Linked DNA regions of Mus musculus: all the other regions are linked to region 5. The links are chromatin loops, found by intact Hi-C in ENCODE. Cell type or tissue: heart. All regions are shown on one strand. Region 1 holds the start of Spty2d1 (SPT2 chromatin protein domain containing 1). Region 2 has its middle 7.3 kb from the start of Gm32031. Region 3 holds the start of Ldha (lactate dehydrogenase A). Region 4 overlaps Tsg101 (tumor susceptibility gene 101). Region 5 holds the start of Hps5 (HPS5, biogenesis of lysosomal organelles complex 2 subunit 2).

Region 1 (5,000 bases), 210 kb before region 5:
TCTTTGTGTGTTTTGGGGGATCACCAACATTTCCCTGGCACAACAATCTTATTTCTTGTTTGTTTGTTTGTTTGTTTGTTTTTTCAGACAGGGTTTCTCTGTATAGCCCTGGCTGTCCTGGAACTCACTTTGTAGACCAGGCTGGCCTCGAACTCAGAAATCCGCCTACCTCTGCCTCCCAAGTGCTGGGATTAAAGGCATGAGTCACCACTGCCCAGCTAACAATCTTATTTCTTATCACCGTAAATATACCTGCTAAGTCCTTGATTCAATCTGTACTCACGTTCCAACTGCAACTCTATTAAATTCTAATTTTGCCAGCTGAAGTATAGGAGACCCAACTAAATCCAATTTCAGAAGCATAAGAAAGGTTTTAACTGCCATTTATTTGCAAACTCTAGCAACGCTCCACTCTGCACTTTCCTTAATCAGTGGTTACTACTTTCTGTGTTATAGTTACTCATGATCAATCTGCTGAATTAATTGTTTCTCCTTGTAAAGGTAGTGTAACGGTTGTCAACTTGACTATATCTGGAATGAACTACAATCCAGAATTGGAGGGCTCACCTGTGATCCAGATCTTGAAGCTGGAAGACACAAGTTTCTGACCTGGATCTTGGCAAGGAAATTTCTGAGTTCAAGGTCAGCCTGGGGCAAAGCAAGTCCCAGATCCAGGCTTGGTGGTACACACACACCTTTAATCTGGGCCACACCTTACGTTGGACCACACCTTATGCAAGGCCACACCTTATGCTGGAGCCTATATAAGGACACTGGAAGAAGGAAGAATCACTTTTTTTTTTGCCTTAACTTACTTGCTAGGAGATCTGTTGGAACTTCCACAGAAGACCAGCCAAGACGACTAGCCTTGTGGGACTAAGTACTAGATTCTTGGACTTCCCATTCATAGTTGGCCATCGTTGGACTACAAACTGTAAATAATCACAATAAATTCCCTCACTATAGAGACATTTCATAAGTTCTGTGACTCTAAAGAACCCTGACTAATACAGATAGGGGTTCTGCCATTCCCTTACTCCTGACTGAATTACCACAAGCAGCGGCAGTAATTTAACATTAGCTACTGTGCATGTTCTCTCTCTCTCTCTCTCTCTCTCTCTCTCTCTGACACACACGCATGCGTGTGCGCGCGCACACACACACACACACACACACACACACGCACACACACATATACGCATGCTCATTACTACTATATAGTTACTGACAGTTTCATGGGTACACATTTACAGCAGCTCAGATGAGCTAATTTAACATGGAAGAGACATGCCCTGTTTAGTAGTGCACAACTAAGTTCTGGTATTCTATGGAGCCCTTACTAATATACAGGCAAAAACACTCACACACAAAAATGTATATACGTATGTATTAAAAAGCATCTATAAGTACAAAAAAAGTATCTATAAAAGGAATATTATGTTGAGTTAGGGGCGGGTTCTTAAGATATCTGAGGCTGAGGAAGAGAAAAATTTCTACACTGCCAGCCAGTGATGGTGCATGCCTTTAATCCTTGCACTTGGGAAGCAGAGGCGGGTGGAACTCTGTGAGTGTGAGGCTAGCCTAGTCAACAGAGTAATTTCAGTACAGCCAGAGCTACACAGACAAACCTTGTCTAGGAAAGGAAAGGAAAGGAAAGGAAAGGAAAGGAAAGGAAAGGAAAGGAAAGGAAAGGAAAGGAAATTTAAAATTCTAGGGGGAAGGCAGGCTTCATCTTGGTCTTTTACTCAGCCTGAAGTGGAGCCATTCCAATACAGGCGCTCACATCATCACAGAATAAGGTCTATTGTATACACTCACCCTTTCAGCTGTACAAAAAATAGTAAATAATGCAGCCACCCCCACAGTCCAGTTTAGGGGTATTTCCATCACACCAAACCGGTCCGTAGCCCATTCCCACCCCCAGACTCAGGTATACCTAGTTATTCACGTCTACTTTATTGAGTCGAAATGACCAAATTCAAGATAACGCAAAAGAAAGTCAGGCTAGACTCCCAATGAATGCACTATATTCTGCAGTGCGTCAGAGTCAAGTTCTGCTTGGCATGTGACGAAGGTCTTCGCTCTTTCCCTAGGTTTTTAAAAGAACATCAGGTGCCTCCAGGAGATAACTGGCGTCCCAGGGACAGGATTCTTGTGCGCATGCGTAGCTTCGGGGCTCCAGCGAAACGAAACCGAGATCCCTTGCTCCAGACCTGTCGCACCAGCTGTTGGAATACCGTCATTTGGAATCTGTACATCCACGCGTGACACCTACAGAGCCCAGCTCTAGAAGGGGGTCGGGTCTCTCTTCTTCTCCACCCCCCCCCCTCCCACCCCACCCTCCCCGGATCTCACACTGAAACCCTCTCTCGCCGCGAAGATCCTCGGGCTGACCGCTCTCCCCGCCCCCTTTAGCCACACCCCTAAACTGCCATTTTGCGTCTGATTGGCTAGTAAAAGCCTCAGTCCCACCCATTTGAGCCAACGCCAACGGCCACGTACCCGTTTTCCGTGTCTTATCTCCGAAAGCGGAAGTTGCGCAAATACTTGCGAGCGCTGCGGAGGCGCTGAGCGTGTGTGTGTGAGTGTGTGTGTGTATGTGTGTATACATACACACACATACTTCGTATTCGGCGGCAGCGCGGGGGCGGTACACGGCATTAGAAGGCGCCGGAAGTGTCGGTGTCGAGGGGCGGCGAGAGAAGGGCCACCAAGGCAAGCCAGTCAGTAGCGCTTAGGCTCAGCGAGAGGCAAGACTCGCATCCACCGCGTCCCGAGTCCCCGGCCCAGCCGGGCTTTTCTCTTCGGCCAGACATGGACTTCAGGGAAATCCTCTTGATCGCTTCCAAAGGACAAGGTGTCAACCACGTACCGGTGAGTCCCCGGGGTTGCTGTAGGAAACCCGGGCGTCAAGTTCGTGTGTGGTGGGTGGAACTTCTCGGGGAGCGTCTGTCGGCCTCGGGAAAGCCTGAACTACGCACGCCCTCTTCTGGAGTTTTAGCGGAGGTGTGGGTACACGGGAGCTGGGGATGGAAAAGGGAGCGCTTTCTTGGGGTCGCTTTCGCCAGCTCCTGTGCCCTGAAAAGTAGGCTTTGCGGCTTTCGGTGTTTTTAAGAGTTGCGCAAAGTCGGGGGGGATAAGCCGCGCCTGACTGAATACTGTGTAGCATTAGTAGCGCCTGGCGTCGAATAAACTTCAGCCCCTAAATTGAGGACCAGTATAGTCAGGAAACTCGGGGACTTTTAAGAACTTTAAGGACTTGTCCTGATAGCCTTTGGGTCTTTTAGCGGGTCGAATACGGATTTCCAGGTGAACGTTTTGTGATTTCTTGAAAGCGTTCTCCGGTTCGTGGCCCCACCCACTGAACCAAAGATGGTATCACCTGCCAAGGAGGTATCTTCTGTTGGAAAGAGTTCAGGGCTTTGCAGGAAATCCATAGCCAACTGTGAGGTGATCATGTGGGCTGCGGGTGTGCTGGTAGACCTTTTATTTGCCGTATGTCCCTTGGATCTATCGGTTCCCTGTGCGAACGGATTGGGCAAAGCCTTTTTCAGCTTTCATTTCCTAGTGGGCTTCCAGATTTTTAGGTTCCGTTTGCTCAGTAAATGTGTGAGTTTGATAGTATTTTCAGAGGTAAATACTGAAGTGGTCCCACATCTGCTTTCTGGGGTTATAGCTGTTTTGCATAAACTACTCATTTCTGGATCACCAGAAGGTACCCACAGAACAGCTGTAAACCGATATATCGCAATGTGATACCCGAGATTTAATCTGTGAAGTGTCCAACTTAAAAGAACCTTCTAGAGTCAATCAGTTGGAATTTGCGATCTCACTTGGATTCTGCATTTCCTAATTTTGTATGTTGCAGTATTTTTTCCTATCTTGTCACTTCCTGTCAAATCCAGCCTATTTTTTAACCCTTGAGTATATCTACCTAAATTAATGAGTAAACGTAGTTATATTTGTATGCATGCACACACACACACACACACACACACATATATGTCCCACCCTGATAATAATCACTCAATAAGATTCTGCTAAGCCACATCTCATCAGCCTTGCAGGTTTTGCTGTGGGCACAAGCCTTTATGCATTTGTACTTTATGCATTTGTAGATTATCTAGTCACATTACTGTTAGATATCATAATCATGTTTGCATAATTTGGTCTGTATTTTATCTTAAATTTTCTTGAATCTCGAGAAAAGTTTAAAAGAAAAACAAAAAAACAAAAACAGATACTAGCTTTAGTGCCCAAGAATTGTCTTGTGGAAGAATCAGAACCCAGATTTAGAAAGCCAATATCTGGTTGGGTGTAATGGCTCATACCTTTAATACCAGCACTCACAGAGGCAGGAGGATCTTGTGAGTCCAAAGCCAGCTTGGTCTACACCAGGACAGTCAGGGCTAAGGAGAGAGACCCTGTCTCAAAAAACTAAAAAAAAAGAAGGGAGAGAGAGAGAGAATGAGAATGAATGAATTAGAGAGAGAGAATGAGAATGAATGAATTAGAGAGAGAATGAGAATGAATGAATTAGAGAGAGAGAGAATGAGAATGAATGAATTACTAAAAGCCAAAGCTTCTGGGAAAAGGGCAGACAGATCATCCTAGAGCAGAAAAATTTTAAATGCGTGATACTTAGAGAGTACGTGTATTGGTTGCTTTGTGATTGTACTCTGTGAAGTGATTTACATTTATAAACCATCCTTCCCTCCCCTAAAAGAGAGAGTAAACTTAGAGGTTTGGCTCAGTGTGCATCCTTAACTTCTTTATCTTTTACACGGAATGAAAGCCATAAAAAAGAAATCAATTGGAATAAAACAAGGTAAATAGTGTTAAATTTAATCCATGATCTTGCTTAATCTGACCCATCTATCCAGCTTAATTTTATCAGCTCAGGATAATTTGAACGCTGATTAAACACAGAGTATTAACAAATTCCCATGTCCCGTGCTTTATATTTAATATACATCAACACAGGTTGTATTACATGTGTG
Region 2 (5,000 bases), 220 kb before region 5:
TGAAATTCACAAAGAAGCAATAAAAAAAGGAAAAAAGCATGTCTTGCATGTCTTTTACATACATGCATACCTTAGTTAACTGAATCCGCTTGCAGTAGCTAACCATGTAAGTCAACTCTCCCTTTTGGCCAGTAGAAAGTAGACTGGGGGTGTAGCTAGACACTTGCCTAACATGTTGATTCAATCCTCAACACCACAAAATAAACAAGTAAGCAAATAAAAACCACAAGGCCTGGGGGTATGGTGGCATAGCCTGGATAGCTCAGGGTGAGGGGCTAAGGCCCACAAGACTTTCTGAGAGAGGGAGTTGGGAGGAAGGCAACAAACCAGTCTAAGTCTTTTATTGTCTCCTTTCGTCAGTTCATCCTCCCTGTGTTTTTGTTGGAGGTTGCGTGTGTGGTAACCCCGTGATTCTGAGGGCCTGGTGCACACTGGGTTGTTAGTGTAGTATCCCCCGTACTAGGGACAAGTGCTAGACCTTGAAGCTCTTTGCAGACCCAGGCTCTGTTGAAGAGTCTTTTCTTTTCTTTTCTTTTCTTTTCTTTTCTTTTCTTTTTTAGATGTATTTATTTATTGTATGAGAGTACACTGTTGCTGTCTTCAGACACACCAGAAGAGGGCATCAGATCCCATTACAGATGGTTATGAGCCGCCATGTGGTTGCTGGGAATTGAACTCAGGACCTCAGGAAGAGCAGTCAGTGCTCTTAACCGCTGAGCCATCCCTCCAGCCCTGAAGATACTTTTCCAAAAAGGACTTTATGTATATGAGTGTTTGGCCAGTGTGTAAGCGCTCTGTGCATGCCTGGTGCTCCCAGAGGTCAGAAGAGGGCAACAGAGCCCATGAAACTGTCATCACAGATGGTTATACGCCACCACGTGGGCTCTGGGAACTGAAACGGGCTCCTCTACAAGAGCAGCAAGTGCTCTTAGCCAATAAGCTCTCTCTCCGGTCCCGCTTGGAGATGTTTTTATCCCTACACCCTTCTTTTCTTCTGTCCTTTTTCACTTCACAAAAACAGTTATGAGCCCTTAGAAGCCAGGTGAGGTGTGTGGTATTTGCCTGTAAGCCAATACTAGGGAGGTAGAATCAGGAGGGTCAGGAGTTCAAGGTTACCCAAAGTCAACCTTTGTCACACAGTGAGTTAAAGACTAGGAGGGTCTCTACACGAGACCCTTTCTTTAAAAAAAGAAAGGAAGGAAGGAAGGAAGGAAGAAAGAAAAGAAAAGAAATAAAATAAAATTTAAAAAAGCCAACACTCCTAAAATTCCTCCAGAATAATGGATATAGATCTGTCACTTTCTCTTAGTTTTTGTACTGCTGTTTTGTTAGGGGTGTTGTGTTTTCTTTTTCAGAGTCTCACAGTGTCTCTCAGGCTGGCCTGAACCAGGCTAATTTTAACTCATAGAGATTCATCTGTCTCGGAGGCCTGGGATCACAGGTGTGACCTGCTGATTGATACATTTTAAAGTGTCTGCCCCAGCACCTCACAGAATGAGTGTTCAGTAGTCTTGATTGGTCCTATCGCTGTGAGAATACCTAGGTTCTTTCACTATCATTTTGAGGATGTCCAGGTCATTTCTAGTTCTTTTTTTTTTTTAAGATTTATTTATTTATTTATTTATCACATGTAAGTACACTGTAGCTGTCTTCAGACACTCCAGGAAGAGGGAGTCAGATCTCATTACGGGTGGTTGTGAGCCACCATGTGGTTGCTGGGATTTGAACTTCGGACCTTCGGAAAAGCAGTCCGGTGCTCTTACCCCACTGAGCCATCTCACCAGCCCTATTTCTAGTTCTTAGCCATGACGAGTAATTCTGTGGTATTGTCCTGGTTAGTTTTGTGTCAACTTGACACAGGCTGGAGTTATCACAGAGAAAGGAGCTTCAGTTGAGGAAATGCCTCCACGAGATCCAACTATAAAGCATTTTCTCAATTAGTGATCAAGGGGGAAAGGCCCCTTGTGGGTGGGACCATCCCTGGGCTGGTAGTCTTGGGTTCTATAAGAGAGCAGGCTGAGCAAGCCAGGGGAAGCAAACCAGTAAGAAGCCATGCATCATGGCCTCTGCATCAGCTCCTGCTTCCTGACCTGCTTGAGTTCCAGTCCTGACATCTTTTGGTGATCAACAGCAATATGGAAAGTGTAAGCTGAATAAACCCTTTCCTCCCCAACTGCTTCTTGGTCATGATGTTTGTGCAGGAATAGAAACCCTGACTAAGACAGTTACCAATTTATTGTCTCAGCTCCAAATTTACCCTTTTTGACTGCTCCATGGAAAACAGTTCTAGGCCCTTTAAATATTTTTCCTTTGCAGTGATGGAGTTCTGTCATTAGAGGGCAGCAGAGAAACATGGAAAGAACAGGTACTCTATGTCCTAGAGCCTCTGTGCGCCCCGCCCCGTCCCCCAACCCTGGACAGGCTCCATTCTTGCCTCTGGGGCCCCAGGCTCCTGCTGTGTGAGACTGTGTGCTGAGCCAGCTTCAGGCTCCTCCCACTCTCACCCTCTGGCAGCCCTGCAGGAACTACGATAAGACGGCCCCCAGCACCCTAGGAGGCAGACAGCAAGTTTCACCAGGCAGATTTCCAGCAAGTTCCACAGATCTGTTACCCAGTGACCCATAATCCCATCATCTGCAAGAAGGTCTGAATCTCAACTGTAGAGACAGGGAATTCTTTCCTGGATGTTATTTCAGAGAGCTGGTGGTGAGCTTCTGTGGACATGTTGGAGACTTCCATCACTGGGCCAGCAGACAGGACTGTCTGTGGGACTCTCTGACTACACCTTAGCCAGGGAGCCACAGGTCCCAACGAGAGACCCTCTCTCAAAAGCCAAGTTGTAGCACATGAGGGACCCATGGACACATGAGAGGGAACTTTCAAGAACTCTTCTTACTAAGCAATCCCTCATTACTCAAAGCCCATATACTACATAATTCTTTCACATTAAACTACCTCGCTCCAATATCAAAAGTTGAGTGGGTCACCGTGAATGTTCCTGCCCTCCTGAGAGCATCCAAGTTATTTCCAGGGTTTTGCTGAAACACCGAAGCCTGCAGTAAATATTGTACACACATCCTTGTGTGCTACTGGGTTTTATGTCAGTGGAGTGTCCTCCGTTTCAATGGCTGCTGCACGGGTATCAAAACTTCAACTGCTTCACAATAAACTAAAAAAGTGTCCACAGACCGTGACCTGCCCCGCCCATCTTCCTTGCCTTATGCTTAGTCAATCTTCTTGCCTTTTAGTTGAGGTGGGAAAACATTGTGTCACTTCCTGGCCTCTGGCCCTTTAGTTTAACGAAAATATCTTAGTTGTCTTTCTTCTTCTCCCCCTCCCCCTCCCCCCCCCCCCGCCCCCTTCTCCTCCTCCTTCTCCTTCTTTTTATTTATTTTTTTTTATGTTTATTTTATTTTTGAGGCAGGGTATCATTATGGAGCCCTGGCTGGCCTCAAAGGCCAGCAGAGCCGTCTGCCTCTCACTTGACCCTTATGAGCAGTTACTTTTCTAGACTTCCTCTTTTATGAGTCATTTGGGTCAGGTCCCACAATGACCTCACTTAGCATTAAGAGGCCTGTCTCCAAGAACATTCATGCCGGAGATTAGACTCTTTTGGAGGGGGCATGGGAAGAACACAGTCAGAAGGACCTTACTTAACATGTGTACAAACAAGCAGTATACATGTAATTTCTTTTTTGTTTGTATGATTGTTTTGAGACAGTCTCATCTGTAGCCCAGGCTGGCCCTAATTTTATTTTATTTTTTTAAATCCTCCTGCCTCAGCTTTAAAACTGCTAATACGATTAATCAGGTGTAGTGGTACATGCCTTTAATTAATTTAATTAACTAATTAATTTAATTCCAGCACTCAGGGGGTGGGGGGACGGTGGAGTTCCAAGCCAGCCTGGTCTTCCAGGATAGCCAGGGCTACACTGAGACCCTGTCTGGGGGGCCTGAGGAGTGCTAGGCTTTCAGGCTCTATCAGAAGCCCGTATCTTAATATATAAGCCACAGACACAAAATTATAGTTATAAATAAACATATTTGTATATATAAGGGGGGGGGGCGCCTGGAGCACACTGGGTTATTTGTAGTACTCCCAATTAAACCTCGGGCCTGGTGCACCCTGGGCGAGTGCTACTTATTCATTTCTTGTATAACTGTATACTTGTATACCAAGAAAGGAGTATAACTTCTTGTTATACAAGTAATGACTTGTATATTTCTTTTTTTTAATTTTTTAATTTTTTTATTTAATGTATGTAAGTACACTGTTGCTGTCTTCAGACACACCAGAAGAGGGCATCAGATCTCATTACAGATCGCTGTAAGACATCATGTGCTTGCTGGGAATTGAACTCTTAACCACCAAGCCATCTCTCCAGCCCCTACTTGTATATTTCTTAAATAAGAGCGTTCTTAACTGACCTGTAAGGAAAAGCCCTTGTTCTACCCCCAAAGGGCAGATCAGCTTGAGAAGAGGATGACTGAACTCCTGACCCTCTGCTTCCCCTTCAAAGCCTTGAGACTACAGGTGGGTCACTCATCCCATCACTGTACTTTGAGACAGGGTCTTGCGCTTTCTGGGCTGACCTCCACTGGAAGCCTTCAGCTAGGCAAGCTTCCACACCCCTGGGATTGGAGGAGTTTCTGGCCATCTCTCTTTGCCTTCCTCCCAGCAGCCCTGAGGTGCCCCTCCCTAACTGCACACCTCTCTCGTTTCTTCATCTCCAACCAGCTTAAAGCACACACACCTGCTTCCCCTCGCAGTTCATTAACGCGAGTCCTCTCTTCTTCTTTCACCATCTGCTGAAGCCTCTTTGAAAGTGGTGTGCCAGGGTGAGGTTACTGAACTATGCAGAAATGATGCTGAGTCGGCTGAGCCCATAGGGCCAGCCCTGCTCTGCCCTGCCCTGCCCTGCCCTGCCCTGCCTCTCACTAACCAAAACAGAAGCTCCACCACAGCAACTCTGAGGACCAAAGGATGTGTTTCTTGTGAA
Region 3 (5,000 bases), 51 kb before region 5:
CCACACCCTGCATTCTGTCCATTTGCTTTCATTACACACTTAATTGTTGCCAAGAGCCCAGCCACAGGACAGCTGATCCAGAGAGCTGCCTAGCAGGCAGGAGGTCAGACTTTCAACCGTGGGTTCCTGGCTCACGCCAATGAAGTGTAAAAGGTCAAGCCAAGAACATCTACTGGGCAGGCCCTGGGGGCAAGTCCTCAGCTGTTTTATATGTGACACAGGGCAGCAAGGTTGGGGCTGTCACTCTGCAGTGAGAGCTTGGGCCTGGCGGGTACACGGCCCCAGGATCCATCCTAGCCTTGAAACACACTTGAAACAAATAATGTAAATTTGGAGCTTACTCATGTCCTAATTCAGAGAATTTCCATATATGTGCAAATTAGGTTTCCACTTAAAATCCTCTGCTAGCGATCAAAGCTTTGATAACGTACTGAGAACCAGTGCATAAGTAAGCCAAGGTCCTCCTGTCTTTGAAAGAGCTATAGAGATGGAGGTTCAGGCCCGAGGAGGAACTTAAGTCTGACAGCAAGAGAACCTGGCCACAACCAACCTTTGCTGGAGACAATTTTTGGTGTTTTAAGGAAGAGGCTGCCATGCTGGAGATCCATCATCTCGCCCTTGAGTTTGTCTTCCATGACGTCAACAAGGGCAAGCTCATCCGCCAAGTCCTAAAAGACAAACGGTTTAGTTAAATGGGAAAATAATTCTGATTCTTCTCATTGCTCCCCAAAAGGCCCCGTGTCGTGTCTCTCCTGCAAGCCCTCCATTGGAGCCGGGCAATGTTGGCCAGTACCAAGGCTTCAAATAGGCCTAGGCAGGAAGCTCAGAGTAGACCATTGCTTAGCATGAGACCGTGCGGTGGGGGGAAGGAAGGACTCAATTAAAGAAGCAACACTCCAAGTCAGGAATATCGATGCATGCCCTTAATGGCAGTCAAGTCTCCAAGAAGGAGAAAAACAAACAAACAAACAAACAACTACTTATAGACAGGAGCCCTGTCTTAGTTAATACCTGCAGAATAATAGTATTCTGCAAAGCTAGGTGTGATGTTGCAGACGTATAAACCAACACCCAGGAAGATTGTTCCAAGTTTAAGGCTAGTTTGGACTACATATGAATCAAGAACATTGACTTACCCTGCCTCAAAGTGTTTTCTAATTCAGTGATAAAGTTGTAACTAATTAAATTTTAGCCCTATGATTGATAAGAAAATTAGATCCGAGATGGCTTGGGGGTGTGTGTGTGAAATCAGCTCCTGCATTCGTCTGCTGAGCTGAATTTCATCTCCAGAACCCATAAGGCAAGCGAGAACCAAAAATTTACCCTCTCACATGGGTGTGCTCAGTTATTTTTCCAAAGGAAAATTATATACCCCAGGAAACAGTGGGATTTGAATAGAAGTTCAAGACAACCTATTCAGTAGGATTTTAATTTTTAATCAATATGCACATATAAATTCCAATTCAAAAATCACTTTAGATTTGGGTATATAGGTCAATGGTTACCTAGCATGTTGGAGGCCCTAGGTTCATGTAACTGAGAAAGTAGAAGAAAAGGTATATACTTTGACGCTGTTACTTTGGTGGTTTATTTTATTTTATTTTATTTTATTTTTGGAGACAGCCCTGGCTGTCCTGGAACTCACTTTGTAGACCAGGCTGGCCTCGAACTCAGAAATCCACCTGCCTCTGCCTCGCAAGTGCGAGGATTAAAGGCGCCCGGCTGTCAGTTACTTTGGATAATCCCTTTCTTGTGTATCATTATGTTGCAAAATGTTTCACAGATGACTGAGTGTGTGCAAACCTTGATAGTTTTACATACAATGTGACAATGTAGGGATGTCCTCTCCCCCACACCCCACCCATAGGCTTGGGCCATGAAGGATCTCCACTTACCTTCATTAAGATACTGATGGCACAAGCCATGCCAACAGCACCAACCCCAACAACTGTAATCTTGTTCTGGGGAGCCTGCTCTTCCTTAAGAAGATTCACAATCAGCTGGTCCTTGAGGGTTGCCATCTTGGACTTTGAATCTTTTGAGACCTAAGGGGTATACACCGTGTGTCATTGTAACCTGCCCAAGGTATACTCACCAAGTCCCTGTATTTAAAAAAAAAAAAAAAAAAACGCTGACTTTGCTACCTTTGGACTCCTTTTCCATTAAGTGACAATGTGACAAAGAACAGAAGTGGAAAACCAAGAATAGCCAGCGCCAGGGTGTGGTCTGGCTCTCACCAGGAAGGCTCTCACCTTGAAATGGAAAAATAATACCGAGGTCTCCGTGTACGTGTAGCCGCCTGAGGACTTACTCATCTTGATGAACCCCAAAAGGGGATGGTATCTCCTCTTATATGGTTAGAAAGCTGCCCTCCCGCTCTTCTCCCATCACCCAGAGCCCTACAGCAAGTAGAGCGCCAAGTTGCTCCAGGAAGTACCAAAAATCAAGAGCAGAGGGCGCCAATAACGGCCACAAGGTGCGACCCCAAGGCATAGCAACGTGCTTAAGCCTGCGCACGCGCAAGCTTCCTTCCTAACCCCCCCACCCCCGCAAGAACCCAAGTTGTATGACCAGCCCAGATCCAGAAGACTGGCAGGCGGGGGAAGGCAGTGCGCGTGCGCAATTTCAGAATCAGGTGTCATATATATAGGTCTAGCGACTGCTGGCCATGGATGAGACCTCTGGCAGGCAGTTCGGCGTCAAAGTTTGGCCCTTACTAGAGCCCAAAGCACAAGCGCGGTGAAGTGGAGCTGGCAGCCACCTTAGCCTGGTGCCAGAGTGAGATCTCAAATGCCACTAACAGGATTAGGGCCTTCACCCACCAGGGCGGGGCCTCATTACCCAGGATGTGGCCGCTAAGGGAAATTTCTTCAGTTCCAAAATGGGGATACAATTGCGGAGGGCCTGAGGCCTGGAGCCCACTCCCACCCCCGCGATGGCCACCTTTCCCAGCAAGCACCATGTCTATTTTTGAAATCGTTCCAAAGTGCAAAAGGACTGGACAAGATCTCTGGGCAAGCAGCCTAGGGCCATCAAGCAGGAATCCGGTCTCCTTACAACCGCTGCTATTTCTAGACAGCCTTGTGAGGTCTCTGCTGACTGGGGGCAGGGCGTGGGGCTCTTCCCTCAGAGAATCTACTTCACGCAAACCTCAAGTCTGTGCTCTATTAGGACAGGGTGCCTCTACTTCCCACCTACGACCCGATGGGTGTCGCAGGCCTCTCAGCTACAGGTTTCCTCCTTCCGTCTAGGGTGCAGAGGAAGGACTGCGACTCTTCCCGCTTCCTCTCCGCACGCAGCGCGCTTAGCACGATCCCCAGTCACACCAGGAGCGAGCCTCTTAACAAAATGCGTTTAGGGCAAGAGCGCCCTATAATCTGCAGGAAACAACCACTCCACCGAGCCCACGCAAAGGAAAATGCAAACCGCACGGCTGCTCCGAAGCACCCGCCCCGGACGTGCCAAGGCTTTTTCGGCCCCCATGGGCTCGAGTTACGGGAGCTCAAGTTTCGCACCGCTCCCTCGCCCCCGTTCGGTGGCTCCCAACCTTCAGGCCAGCCACCCCTTAGTCCTCTTTACACGGGTCTCGCCGCCCCAGGCTGGGTGGGGCCGCCTGCTCAGTTCCCCAAAGCACAGTAGCCCACGCGTGCCCAAATCTGAACACCCTGCACCTCCACCCCGGATAGGGACCCCCTGTGCCGGCAGCGTGGGGCCCAACCGTACCGCTAGTGCACGATGGGGGGGCGACTGGCGAGGAGAAGCAGCGTGGCCCGAGCTCGGCGACAGTGGCTCCAGCACGCAGAGCAGCACGCGGGCGGGGCCTTAAATGGAAGCTCCGCGCTGACGTCAGAGTGGGAGCCCAGCGGACGTGCGGGAACCCACGTGTAGGCTGGGCCGGGGGCGGGCGTCCAGCCGGGCTAGGCGCCACCGAGACCGGGGCGGCGCGCGCAGCACGATGTCCCTGCAAGAGTGGCTCCACGTGTGCTGCGACACCCCAAAGAAAGGCCAACCCGACATGCTCCTCAGCCTCAGAAGCAGGAGCCCGAAATGCATCGATCCTCCGCCTCCTTCACCGGAAAACTTGTGAGACTCAGAAAAAACCCTGGTCACTTTCTTCATTGCTGTTCCCGGCGCCGGGAACAACTCCTGGCAAGCAACAGGCCTTCAGTAAATATTGTGTGAAAGCACATGCCAGCACCGTGCCGGTCTATCCGCCATAGCAGCCTATCAGATGGGCCTTTCTCCTGCCCCACTTCCATCTCCCAAACCATGGGGGGAGGGGGGTGCGGCTCAGCTTCTGATGGCTTGCCAGCTTACATCCATATCTGCCCTCTCCCATGCCATCCCGCAGGCATTTGTGTTTAGCCTTACCAAGGAGTATCAGGGCCCTTGCTTGTTTTCACACACCCCCTCTGCCTTTAAACGTCTTTCTAGAGGTCTCATTAAGCTGTGAGGCCAGTTCCTGTTCCTCTCCCAGCTCCCGATCAACCGTATGTGAATCTTAAGGTACTCCACCACTGATAGGATGTGAAATGGAGTTTGCAACTGCTTTGATTTCCTTAGTGATGGGAAGAACTGTGACTTTCAACCCTGCTCACCCATCTCCCCGGAAGGGATGTGTTCACTGCAGATTAAGGTCTATTACAGTCTTGAGCAAGATTTGAACAAGCTGGTTGCAGGGTGCTGGATATGCAGGGATCATGTGAGAGGGAATGAAGCTCACAGCCCCCCCTTATTTTCGCTTGTCTGTATCCCTTGTGATCTCTTTTATAACAAACAACAGGCTAGGAGTGTGGCCAGGACAGGGACACTTGTCTTGCATACACCAAGGCCTGAGTCCCTCAGCAGAGCGCAAATTTAAAAAAATTAAAAAGTCAAACAGTTGGACCTGGAGAGATGGCTCTGCCATTAATATCACAAAAGCTTGTAACTCCAGATCCAGAGGTTCCAATACCCTCTTGACCTTCATAGAGTCTCTCTCCCCCTATATATAGTTAAAA
Region 4 (5,000 bases), 110 kb before region 5:
CCTTACACCTTGTGTGTGCGTGTCTGTCTGTCTGTCTTGCTCTGTTTTGTCTCTTAACTATGGAGCCATCTCTCCGGGCCCTGAAATGACACATTTTTAAGGAAAGGAAAATAATTTATGGTTATGAGAAAATTACAACTCAGAGATGGTGCTTTATATATTGGAGAAGCCAGCATGGAAGTGAGTGATAGTGACTACGTGTGTTGCTAATATGTAACAGCAGACTCACTTTGTTTAAGAGATATTAAAAAATGTCAACTGTGCTTCCTACTTAGAAAGTGTCTATGTGTGTGGAATGGAGTTATAAGATTTGGGGAGTTTTTGTTGTTTTAGTTTTGTTTGTTTTTTTAATGAAATACTGAATTTCTTCATTGTTCTTAGGAAAAAGTATTCTAGCATCTACCATAAATCCTAAGAAGTCTGTAAACCCTGAAGTGTTAGGCTGATAAAGGCTTCCAAATCTGCTGTTGATAGCAGCCCAGCGTACTTCTCCCACTCGCTTGTGCTCTGTCACTAGAAGGTTATTCTTGAAAGGTTCTGTGCCTTTTTCTTCAGGCTTCATCTGTCATACCTCTACTTGATCACTCTACCTTGAACCTTAACCTTAAGAGGCTTACTCTGCCTCTTAGATTTAAAATTAGCTCTTTTCCTGGGTAATCCCATAGATAGCACTCTGCTTGCCCTGCCAGCTCCCACTCTGACTCTTTAGCCCCCCAGCTGGATTCCAAGCAACATGTGGCCAAGGATTCCTTCTCTTCTTCTTATCCTCTTCTCTTCTCTTCTCTTCTCTTCTCTTCTCTTCTCTTTCCTTCTCTCTTCTCCTCTCTTCTCTCCCTTCCCCTTTCCTTGTCTATCTCTTCCCAACCCCCCACCATCACCACCAAATTCCTAATTCCTGTCATATAAAAGACAATAAAACATTTATTTATTGACTTAAGTGTTGATTCACCATTGATCTAATGAGAAAAGTTGACTCTGAAGGCAAGACCCTTTCCATCCAGGCCAAAGTTAGCCTTTGGCACCACTGACCTTATAAGCTTCTAAAATGAATGAGGCATTCTTGAAGACTAATTGCTTTTAACTTTTTTCTCCTAATATTTCCAAGCTTTTGAAAGTCAATCTAGAGTGTGGATGTAAGTTTTGTGTAGGATTTCTTACCGTGATTTGGAGTCTTAAGTTCTAAACAAGCCAACAAAACCAGCTATGCAATTCAGTCAATCTGGTGTTAAATGTCCCAAGATTTCTTAGATGCAGAGGCGGCTACCCTCTAAGAAGCAGTCGTAGAGCAAATGAGGTCAGCATTACCTTCTCCTGTTACAGGTGAACTTGGGGCGGAAAAGCTTACCAGCTTGGCCTGTCTGCCAGTCAGTTCTTACTAGGATTTGCATGAGTGTTATTCACACTTAATGAGTTGAGAATTAAATGACTTCAAATTACTTATTCTTTAAAAAACAATCTAGGCCAGATGTTGGTTTTGTTTTGAGCCTGAGATTGGATTCTTGGTGTGAAATTCTGCTGTGGTTTGATAGTGGTTCATATTACTCTATAGCCTTTATATTCAGGACTATGCATATGACTTTCAAATGTTAAAAATTATTTTTAGCCTCCTACATGCCAGGCATGCCAAGTGGAATCTCTGCATATCCATCTGGATACCCTCCCAACCCCAGGTAATGAAAATCTATTAATTACATTTGTAATCAAAATAATGCTAACTGGGGAATTAAATAAATTTAGTTAGAATTCAGTGAGGTTGGTGTATTGATGTTTGTTTTTTGAGATAGGTATGGCTGAGTAGACTCACAGTCCTAGTTCAGCCTTGGTATTATAGATATGGATATAGATATAGATAGATATGATAGAAAGAGAGGAGAGAGAGAGAGGTATTGGTGTTTGTTTTTTGAGATAGGTATAATAGATATAGTTAGACAGACATATATGTATACAGCTGGGCATGGTGGCGCACGCCTTTGATCCCAGCACTTGGGAGGCAGAGGCAGGCGAATTTCTGAGTTCAAGGCCAGCCTGGTCTACATGGTGAGTTCCAGGACAGACAGGGCTACACAGAGAAACCCTGTCTCGAACCCTCCCCACCCCAAAAAACATACATATATATATATATACACACATACACACATATGCCTATATTCATATTATGTAGGTATGCTATTTTATACCATATTTGGCTTATTGGTGGGATTTTGAGATCAATATGTGCCCATAATTCCAAAGGAAGTATAGGTTGTCCAGAGAAATTCAGCTTTGTTTTATTTACAAGAGGAGGGATTGTGGGTAGGCTTCGTAATAACAGTAATCTTGATTGGTTTGGGGCCACTTGCTTTTTCCTTTTTAAGAAGTTTATAGGGCTGGAGAGATGGCTCAACGGTTAAAAGCACTGACTGCTCTTCTCAAAGGTCCCGAGTTCAAATCCCAGCAACCACATGGTGGCTCACAACCATCTGCAATGAGATCTGACGCCCTCTTCTGGTGTGTCTGAAGACAGCTACAGTGTACTTATATATAATAATAAATAAATCTTTAAAAAAAAAAAAAAGAAGTTTATAAAGGTTAGAAAAATGGCTCATTAATTTAAGAGCACTTTCTGCTTTTCCAAAGGGACCTGAATTTGACTCCTAGCACCCAGATTAGGAACTCTAGCTACAAAGGATCCAACATTCTCTTTTGTCTCCACTGGCACCCACACATATACACTTAAAGTAAAAATAATAGCTGAGTGTCAGCACTCCAGAGGCAGAAGCAAGTGGTTCTTTATAAATTCTAGACCAGCTAAGACTACATAGTAAGACCCTGTCTCAATAAATAAAATAAATACAAATAAATCTTTAAAAAGAAAATTTGGATTTTCTAGAATGGAAATTTAGGACTACTTATTAGAATACATGAATGACACAAACTATCCAAAACATTTTTTTTTTTTAAGATTTGCTTTCAGAGTGAACATTTAAGGTTACTAGTAGGACCCAGGTTGTCCTTAGGAATATTCTAGCAAGTTCTGCCTCTCTGAAAGTAATCTCATATAATCAGAGCCAAGCAAGACCATTTGACCTTTTACTACTTTGGTTTTCTTCTGATATAGGAGCTCGCACTTGTGTTGTTTTTAAAGATATATTTATTTTAACTTTTATGTGTATGAGTGTCTTTCTTATATGTATGTCTGTGCACCACATGCATGCCTGGTTCCTCACGAGCTCAGAAGAGGATAGTGAATCCTCTGAAACTGGAGTTGTGGACAGTTGTGTGGGTGCTAGAAATAGAGCCTTAGTCTTATGGGAGAACAACTGAGACATTTCTCCAGCTGGTCTGGAACTCACCAAAGCTGGGATTATAGGTGTGAGCTACCTGTTGGGCTCTGTTTTGTAGGTTGATTTGATTGAGTTTTCTGAGATACAGTCTTGCTATGTAGTCCAAATTGGCCTCATACTCTATTTTGAGACAATCCTTGTGGCTGTCCTAGAGTTTTCTGTATAGACCTATGCAGCTGGCCTCAAAATCACAGACATTCTCTACCTCTCCATGCTGAGTGTGGGAGTCAAAGCTGTGCACCACCAAACCTGGCTTTTTTCTCTCCTTCCTTCTTTCCTTCTCTCTCCTCTTTCTTTTTCTCTTTTAATGTATGTGAGTGGTTTTTTTGCTTGTATGAATCTGTGCACCACGTGCATACTTGGCATCCACAGAGGTCAGAAGAGGGTGTCAAATTCCCTTGGAGCTAGAATTACCGATGGCTATGAGCTAGCATGTGATGCTGGGAACCAAACCTGGGTCCTTTGCACGAGCAGCAAGCACCCTTACCCACTGAGCCATCTCTCCAGCCTCTGGCCTCATACTCAAATTTGCTTCTGCCTCCTTCCCAGATTGGAGGCACACACTGCCATGCTTGACCTTGACAGTCGATTTTCAAACCCAATGTAATTTCCATACACTGTTCCTTGAATAAACACTTTCTCTAAAACTTTATATTCATTATCTGGCAATATAATATGTCAGTCTTAACTCTCTCAGTGGGGTTCTCAGTAGTGTTGGGTCATCTTTACATTTGGTGTTCTTTTCTATAGTGGTTATCCTGGCTGTCCTTACCCACCTGCTGGCCCATACCCTGCCACAACAAGCTCACAGTACCCTTCCCAGCCTCCTGTGACCACTGTTGGTAAGTATAAGCATTTGTATTTTTCTTTATAAGTCAAGGTCTCCTGTTGTAAAACATGTATTTCATTTTTACATGTAAAATTTTAGAATATTCTATATTGGAAAGCTCTGGTGATCACTGTCTTGTAATGTTAAACTTGATGTGATTTAACATTATCTAAATGAGCCATTTAGAAGTCTAAAAATGTGGCTGATAACTCACGAACACTTTCCTGTTTGCCACACTCTTACTGGTGGATCTCACATGTTTGGAGTCACTAGGGCCTAAGGCCGCTGGAATAGTCCTAAAGACATAGCCCCAAAAGTAAGGTTGGGTACTACTAGCAAATCCTAGGGCCTTGTGGCCTAACTGTAGATCACACCCGGAGTTAGCATGAAAGGGTCAGTAAGATGGTGTCACACCCCAGGGGTGTTTGCTTTTTTGAGCTGTCTGACCCTGGAGGACTTGTGCAAAATTGGCCTGCAGAGGGCCTCCCTTTTGTCACTGCATCTGCCTTCTGTTTCCGGCTGCTTCTGCTTCTGCCTGAAGGGTTTCTCTACTGGAGCTTATGTCTTCTAACTCACACTGGGTTATCATTTCAGCCATTTCCTTTCTTGCCTTCTGGACTGCTGTCATTAGCACACAAAAACATTCCCTAAAACAGCCTTTGGAAGCGTCAGCTGCGCCTCCCTGTTTGCACTACCTCGTCTCCTCACAGCAAACTTCCTTGTGCCTATGGCCTTTCCTTGTTATCTTCACCCTTCTTGCCTTCCCACTATCATTCCTCTAAAACTGCTTCTGTCAGAGTCACAGTGACCTTTATGGGTTTAAATCCAGTGGCTGGTGACTGCTGTCT
Region 5 (5,000 bases):
CAGGTCAACCTGGTCTACAGATTGAGGTCTAGGATAGCCAAGGCTGCACTGCACAGAGAAACCCTCTCTTAAAAACCAAAAACCAAAACAAAACAACAAAACAAAACAAACAAAAAACCCCAATAGAACAAAACCAAAACAACAAAACAAAAAACAAGAGAATAAATAGAATTTTAGGGTTGGGGGCTGGAAAGATGGCTGAGTGGTTGAGAGTGCCAACTGCTCTTCCAGAGATTCTGAGTTCAGTTCCCAGCAACCACATGGTGGCTCATGCCCATCTGTATGGGATCTGATGCCCTCTTCTGGTGTGTCTAAAGAGAACAATGGTGTACTTATATACATAAAATAAGGAAATCTAAAAAAAAAAAACAATATTAGGGTTGATAATTTTGGCTTAGTGGTTTTCAAAATGTTTTTAGGTGTCCTTAAAAACCAAAAAAAAAAAAAAAAAAAAGGGCCTGTGCCATGAACTCCCAGCTTCGATGTAGTTTTATGTTGGAATTCCAGGCATAAATTCATGGAAGAAATGTTTCATGTCTTTAAAATGTTTGAAAATCACTGGGGCTGGAGCAATGACTCAGCCATTAAGAGCACCGGCTACTCTCCCAAAGGACCCAAGGTTCAATTCTAGCACCCACATGGCCATTCACAACTATACTTCCAGTTCTAGGGGATCTGACACCACCATAGAAACCCACAGGTAGACAGAACACCAATATACAGTAGTAAAATCAACCAACTTAAAAAAAAAAGGAAATCACAAGTCTAGGGTTAGGTGTGGTAGTGTACACCTTTAATCTTACCATTCAAGAATCAGAGGCAATCGATCCCTGTGAGTTCAAGGCCAGTCAGGGCTGTTATACAGAGAAAACCTGTGTGGGAAATGGAGGGTCAGGAGAGGAAGGAAAGGAAGTCACAAGGCTAGATATTGAGAATATTGATTGGAGCCAAGCCCTTAGTGTGCTTCAAGCCAGTTTTCTGTACCCAGGCCTGCATGCTTACCAAGCAATTTACATTGGGCTCTACCTACAGTCCTGTTTTTTTTTTTTGCCAGTTCTGGAAATGAAACCCAGGATCTTACAGGTGCCTAGCAAGAACTCTTAGCTTTAAGCTGCATTCCTAACTCAGAAACCTGTTTTACCATATTTTAAACTGGTGTCTTTAAATGGACAACATCAAAAGACAGAAAGCCAAACCAACCAAACAAAAGCCAACAACGAAGAACAAAAACAAGCAAACAAAAATCCCAAATTAAACTGTGTATACGTTGAGGACACAACTTCCGGAGATCGGTTCTCCCTCCACCACGTGGGTCCCAGAGATGGAACTCAGGTTTGGCAGCAAGCACCTTTACCAGTTGAGCCATTTCACTGTAGCCCTGGGCATACGTTTTAACATCTTTTCCCCACCCTTGTTTTGCAGATGGTAAAATAGACATGTGAGGTCAACTTCACATGAATTTAGTTTCTAAGAACACTGGAGAATTTATAAAAATAATCACATACTTCCATGTATTGATGGTTCACTTTACACTACATGACTGTCAAACTGGTCATAGCTAGAACTGGGTGCGTGGCTCAAGTTTTAATAACAGTTTGAAGAGCAGGATGACAGGTGGAAGCAAGAAGGCACGAGGACACCAAGGTTAGAGGACTTCTTTAACAGGAAAAGAAAGCCTCTCCCGGGCAGGCTCCCTAACGGGAAGGGCCTCGGTGTCTCGGAGAAGCCTCACTTCCTTCGTTCTCAGGTGAGTCTGATCCTTCCAGTCCCTCCCAGCGGAAGAACCTAATGCCTTCGGGCAGTAGATTAAGGGTCAGGGCACCTCCTTCCCATTCCGGGAGAAGAAAGGCAAACCACACAGCCAGCCTGTAGTGTCGTGGAGACGACTACAGCGAAGGGCTCGATCCGCCTGGCCCCGCGCCCCCGGGGCCTGTCAGACCCTCCACGCCCGCCCAACCCCATTCTTCGGTCTCAACTTACCAGGTGGGAGCTACGGTCTCTGGTCTGGGGCGCGGGAAGCGCGTCCCGTCGGATCTGCCTCCGCCGCGCTTCTCACAGCCGCTGCACGGAGGAGGCTGAACCCCTGCGGCCGCAGCCGTCGCCACCGCCTCTGTTGCCGGGGGGTCTCGCCTCCATCGCTGGCTGCGAGGGCGCTGAGGGCACGTGACCGGAAACGCCGGGGCGGGCCTCCGGAGCACGTGACCACCACCGCGGCCGCCATGACACCTTCCGCTAGCTCCCGCCCTCCCCCACCGATTCCCGCCTGTTTCGCTTCTCCTCCTCCGGTCTCGAGCGGCGGAGAGTTTCGGGGATTCGGCTTGGCTCGCCTTTCTCCCTAGAGAGCATCCGGTCCGGCTCCGTGGTGCGTCGTCGGCCCGAGGCGGCTCCCAGACTGCAGGCCGCAGGGAGCGGAATCGCGACCCGCGGCTGGAGGGGGAGGGAGCACGCGCGGGGAGGGGCGTGATCGTCACGTGACGAGGAAGTGCCGTTAACAGCGCTTTCCTCCGGTCCCTGGCGCCCCTGGATGACGTTGCCAGGGAGGGGGCGGGGTGACAGGGTGTGTGAGGTTCAGGTTCCGCTGTCAAGGGGTGTTGAGTGTCTGTGGAGCCTGCTCGGTGAAAGCGATCGCTGGTCTCTGGGGGGGGCGGAACTCGGCCCGCTAGTCAGCCTGAGGTTCTGTGAACCTGGCTTGGAAAACCTGCTTCCTGGACTTCTCCAGAGTGACAGCTGCGGTTTAAAGTCATAAAAGTTAGCTGTGATTGACGGGAGCTCCTTGTGGTCAGGGACTTGGTCTGCTGCGCATCCTTCATCTCCAGCAGCGCCTCCAGGGCCTAGAACACGGTAGGCACTTAGAACGTTGAATGAATGAATGCATGCAAGCATGAGCGAGTCGTTAAGTTTTCTGAGGTAGAGTTTCCTGATCATTATTGGATAAGGAAGTTCCTATTGTGGAAATAAAGTCTATTAACTCCCCTTTGCATAATTTCTTCAATCGTTGTTACTTTGCGTCTTTCGAGCCTTTCCTTCCACGCACCTTGTGGGATTAGATACACCATGGTTTGCTTTGGCTTTGTGAGCAGCAATCACTGTCTACCACTCTTGAATTATAAAAATAATCTTGGGAAGTGAGAAAGATGTTTCGATCTCACATAAATTCTACTTTCATTTATTATTGGGGGAGAAGGTGGCATGGCACCGCAGTTTTTTTGTTTGTTTGTTTTGTTTCTGTTTTTTTTGTTTGTTTGTTTTGTTTCTGTTTTTTTGTTTTGTTTTGTTTTGTTTTCTCGAGACAGGGTTTCTCTGTGTAGCCCCGGCTGTCCTGGGACTCACTCTATATACTTGACTGGCCTGGAACTCAGAAATCTGCCTGTCTCTGCCTCCCAAGTGCTGGAATTAAAGGTGTGCTCCACCACTGCCCGGTTGACACCTCAGCTTTTTGTAATTGGTTCTCTCCTATCTTTCTGTGAGTTCTTGGGCCCCTGGGATCACCAAGCATAGCAATAAACCATTTCTTGGGCCCTCCTCTTCCTCCTCCACGTTTGCCTTTATCATTATTATTATTATTATTATTTTTAGCATTGTGACCCTTGGGAAAGCCAACCTTTTAAAAAGATGGTAGATGTTCACTGATTTGCCATCTTCTAAGAAGCTAGCATTTTAAAGTTTTTTCTTCCTAGTAGCACACAGAGGTAATGTTTAAGCTCAGTTTTTTAGAAAACTTATTGGTTGAGAATATTTAATGAACCGCATAATTAAGGCTCCAGAAATTCACATTTATGGACAGAAGAAGGAAGGGAAGAGTTCAGGATAGCTGAATAATAGGGTAAGATGGGAGAGGAAGCTTAGAAAAGAAGAGATGAGATCACATTTGCTTTTAACGAGTACTAGCTAGAAGTCAGTTTTAAGTCTCCTCTATTCAGAATGTCAAGAGAGAGGTTTCTTCTTCCCACAGATTTCCTGGGTAGTAGGAAGGCTTGACTTTCACTGACTTATCACTCCTTACTTTAACATCTCTGTATCCTAGCATCTGCCCATACACTTTACAGAAACTGTACAAACTCCTCATTAAATCCTTCCGTGACTCTGTGACCTACTGTCTTGGGTTTAGGTTCCTTGGTTTAGAGTTGGAAGTGTTTTGTACCTTGAGCCCAAATTTGCATTTTATATTTAACCGAGGACTAAAGTCCAAGGTGGGTAATTCTAAACCGCATCCAGCACTTTTGCTGTCTCAGCTCTGCCAGCTGCCTTTCCCTCCCTCCTAACAAACGCTGGCCTGGGAGTATTTCTTTAGGAAGTTTTCTTTGACTTGCTGTTATCCTTTAGGAGAATTGTATGTGTGTTTGTACACATGTATGGTGTTGGTGACTTTCTTTTTGACTAGAATTGATTTCCAGAATTCTTTTATTTATCCTCATGATTACGCTTATTATTTTACTAACTACTCAATAAAATAAGTGACTAAAAATTAGTTTTCTTGGATAAGGAATTGTTAAATATTTTGAATGTTGTCATGCTAAATTTTTTGGGGGGGTGGTTTTACTTATTTATTTATTTAGACTTGTTTCAGAATACAATTCTTGCAGAGGTCAAGCTGTAATAAGAATATGTTACTAGCAGAGAATAAAGCTGTATTATATGTATATAATTTAAAAAGTCACGTTGAAGGACAGGGGCACAGTCAGTGATAGGAGACATGCCCAGTATGTAAAGATCTTGGGTTTTATTCTCTAACACCAAAAATAAGGAAAACAAACCTCCACATGTTTCTGAATGCTTTCCCAAGGGCAGCTGTGCTCTGAGAAGATGAGGGCTTTGTTTCCCCCTCTGTTATCTCTAGAACAATGCCCAGCATATGAGTGATGCTCAGTATGTATTGCCTGAATGAATGTGCTTCTAAAATAGTGTCAAAAACATAAATCATAGAAAAACCAGATGCTTTTGAATTTTTCCATGTATCTGTTTGCTTTAGAATCAATCTTTCTTTCTTTCTTTCTTTCTTT

What was found. Peaks named below come from ENCODE experiments on the same cell type or tissue, not always from the same donor. Only the 100,000 strongest peaks of a DNase experiment are listed, where the experiment ranks them.
Region 1: it touches region 5 in a loop (15-fold over the local background); 11 of 42 quality-filtered maps call a loop at or near these places.
Region 2: it touches region 5 in a loop (5-fold over the local background); 11 of 42 quality-filtered maps call a loop at or near these places.
Region 3: a loop joins it to region 5, with 6 times the contacts of the local background. A loop is called at or near these places in 15 of 42 quality-filtered maps.
Region 4: a loop joins it to region 5, with 2.0 times the contacts of the local background. A loop is called at or near these places in 12 of 42 quality-filtered maps.

Annotation. Positions count from the first base shown.
Region 1 is chr7:47,005,949-47,010,948 of GRCm38, reverse strand. It overlaps Spty2d1 (SPT2 chromatin protein domain containing 1), which reads left to right and starts at 2,535. Exons shown (of 6, transcript NM_175318.4): 1 at 2,535-2,874. The coding sequence starts at 2,815. Gm32031 (predicted gene, 32031) reads right to left here and starts at 2,395. Exons shown (of 2, transcript NR_166573.1): 1 at 2,356-2,395; 2 at 1,941-2,225. In heart, a CTCF peak has its summit at 2,990 (motif pointing left); DNase peaks (open chromatin) are centred at 2,498 and 3,448; H3K4me3 peaks cover 3,202 bases; H3K27ac peaks cover 2,199 bases.
Region 2 is chr7:47,013,318-47,018,317 of GRCm38, reverse strand. No RefSeq gene overlaps it. Among named protein-coding and RNA genes, the nearest start is that of Gm32031, 7.3 kb to the right of the region's middle. In heart, CTCF peaks have their summits at 2,326 (motif pointing right) and 4,250 (motif pointing right); DNase peaks (open chromatin) are centred at 2,427 and 3,547; H3K4me3 peaks cover 422 bases; H3K27ac peaks cover 1,913 bases.
Region 3 is chr7:46,844,641-46,849,640 of GRCm38, reverse strand. Ldha (lactate dehydrogenase A) reads right to left here and starts at 3,837. Exons shown (of 8, transcript NM_010699.2): 1 at 3,724-3,837; 2 at 1,896-2,045; 3 at 551-668. The coding sequence starts at 2,021. In heart, a CTCF peak has its summit at 2,448; DNase peaks (open chromatin) are centred at 2,930, 3,100 and 3,830; H3K4me3 peaks cover 3,206 bases; H3K27ac peaks cover 2,840 bases.
Region 4 is chr7:46,900,192-46,905,191 of GRCm38, reverse strand. Tsg101 (tumor susceptibility gene 101) reads left to right here. Exons shown (of 10, transcript NM_021884.4): 6 at 1,604-1,670; 7 at 4,074-4,165. Among named protein-coding and RNA genes, the nearest start is that of Tsg101, 17 kb to the left of the region's middle. In heart, no CTCF peak of the experiment used is centred here; no DNase peak of the experiment used is centred here.
Region 5 is chr7:46,793,269-46,798,268 of GRCm38, reverse strand. It overlaps Hps5 (HPS5, biogenesis of lysosomal organelles complex 2 subunit 2), which reads left to right and starts at 2,388. Exons shown (of 23, transcript NM_001005247.2): 1 at 2,388-2,841. Gtf2h1 (general transcription factor II H, polypeptide 1) reads right to left here and starts at 2,175. Exons shown (of 15, transcript NM_008186.4): 1 at 1,981-2,175. In heart, no CTCF peak of the experiment used is centred here; DNase peaks (open chromatin) are centred at 2,188 and 2,518; H3K4me3 peaks cover 2,629 bases; H3K27ac peaks cover 1,545 bases.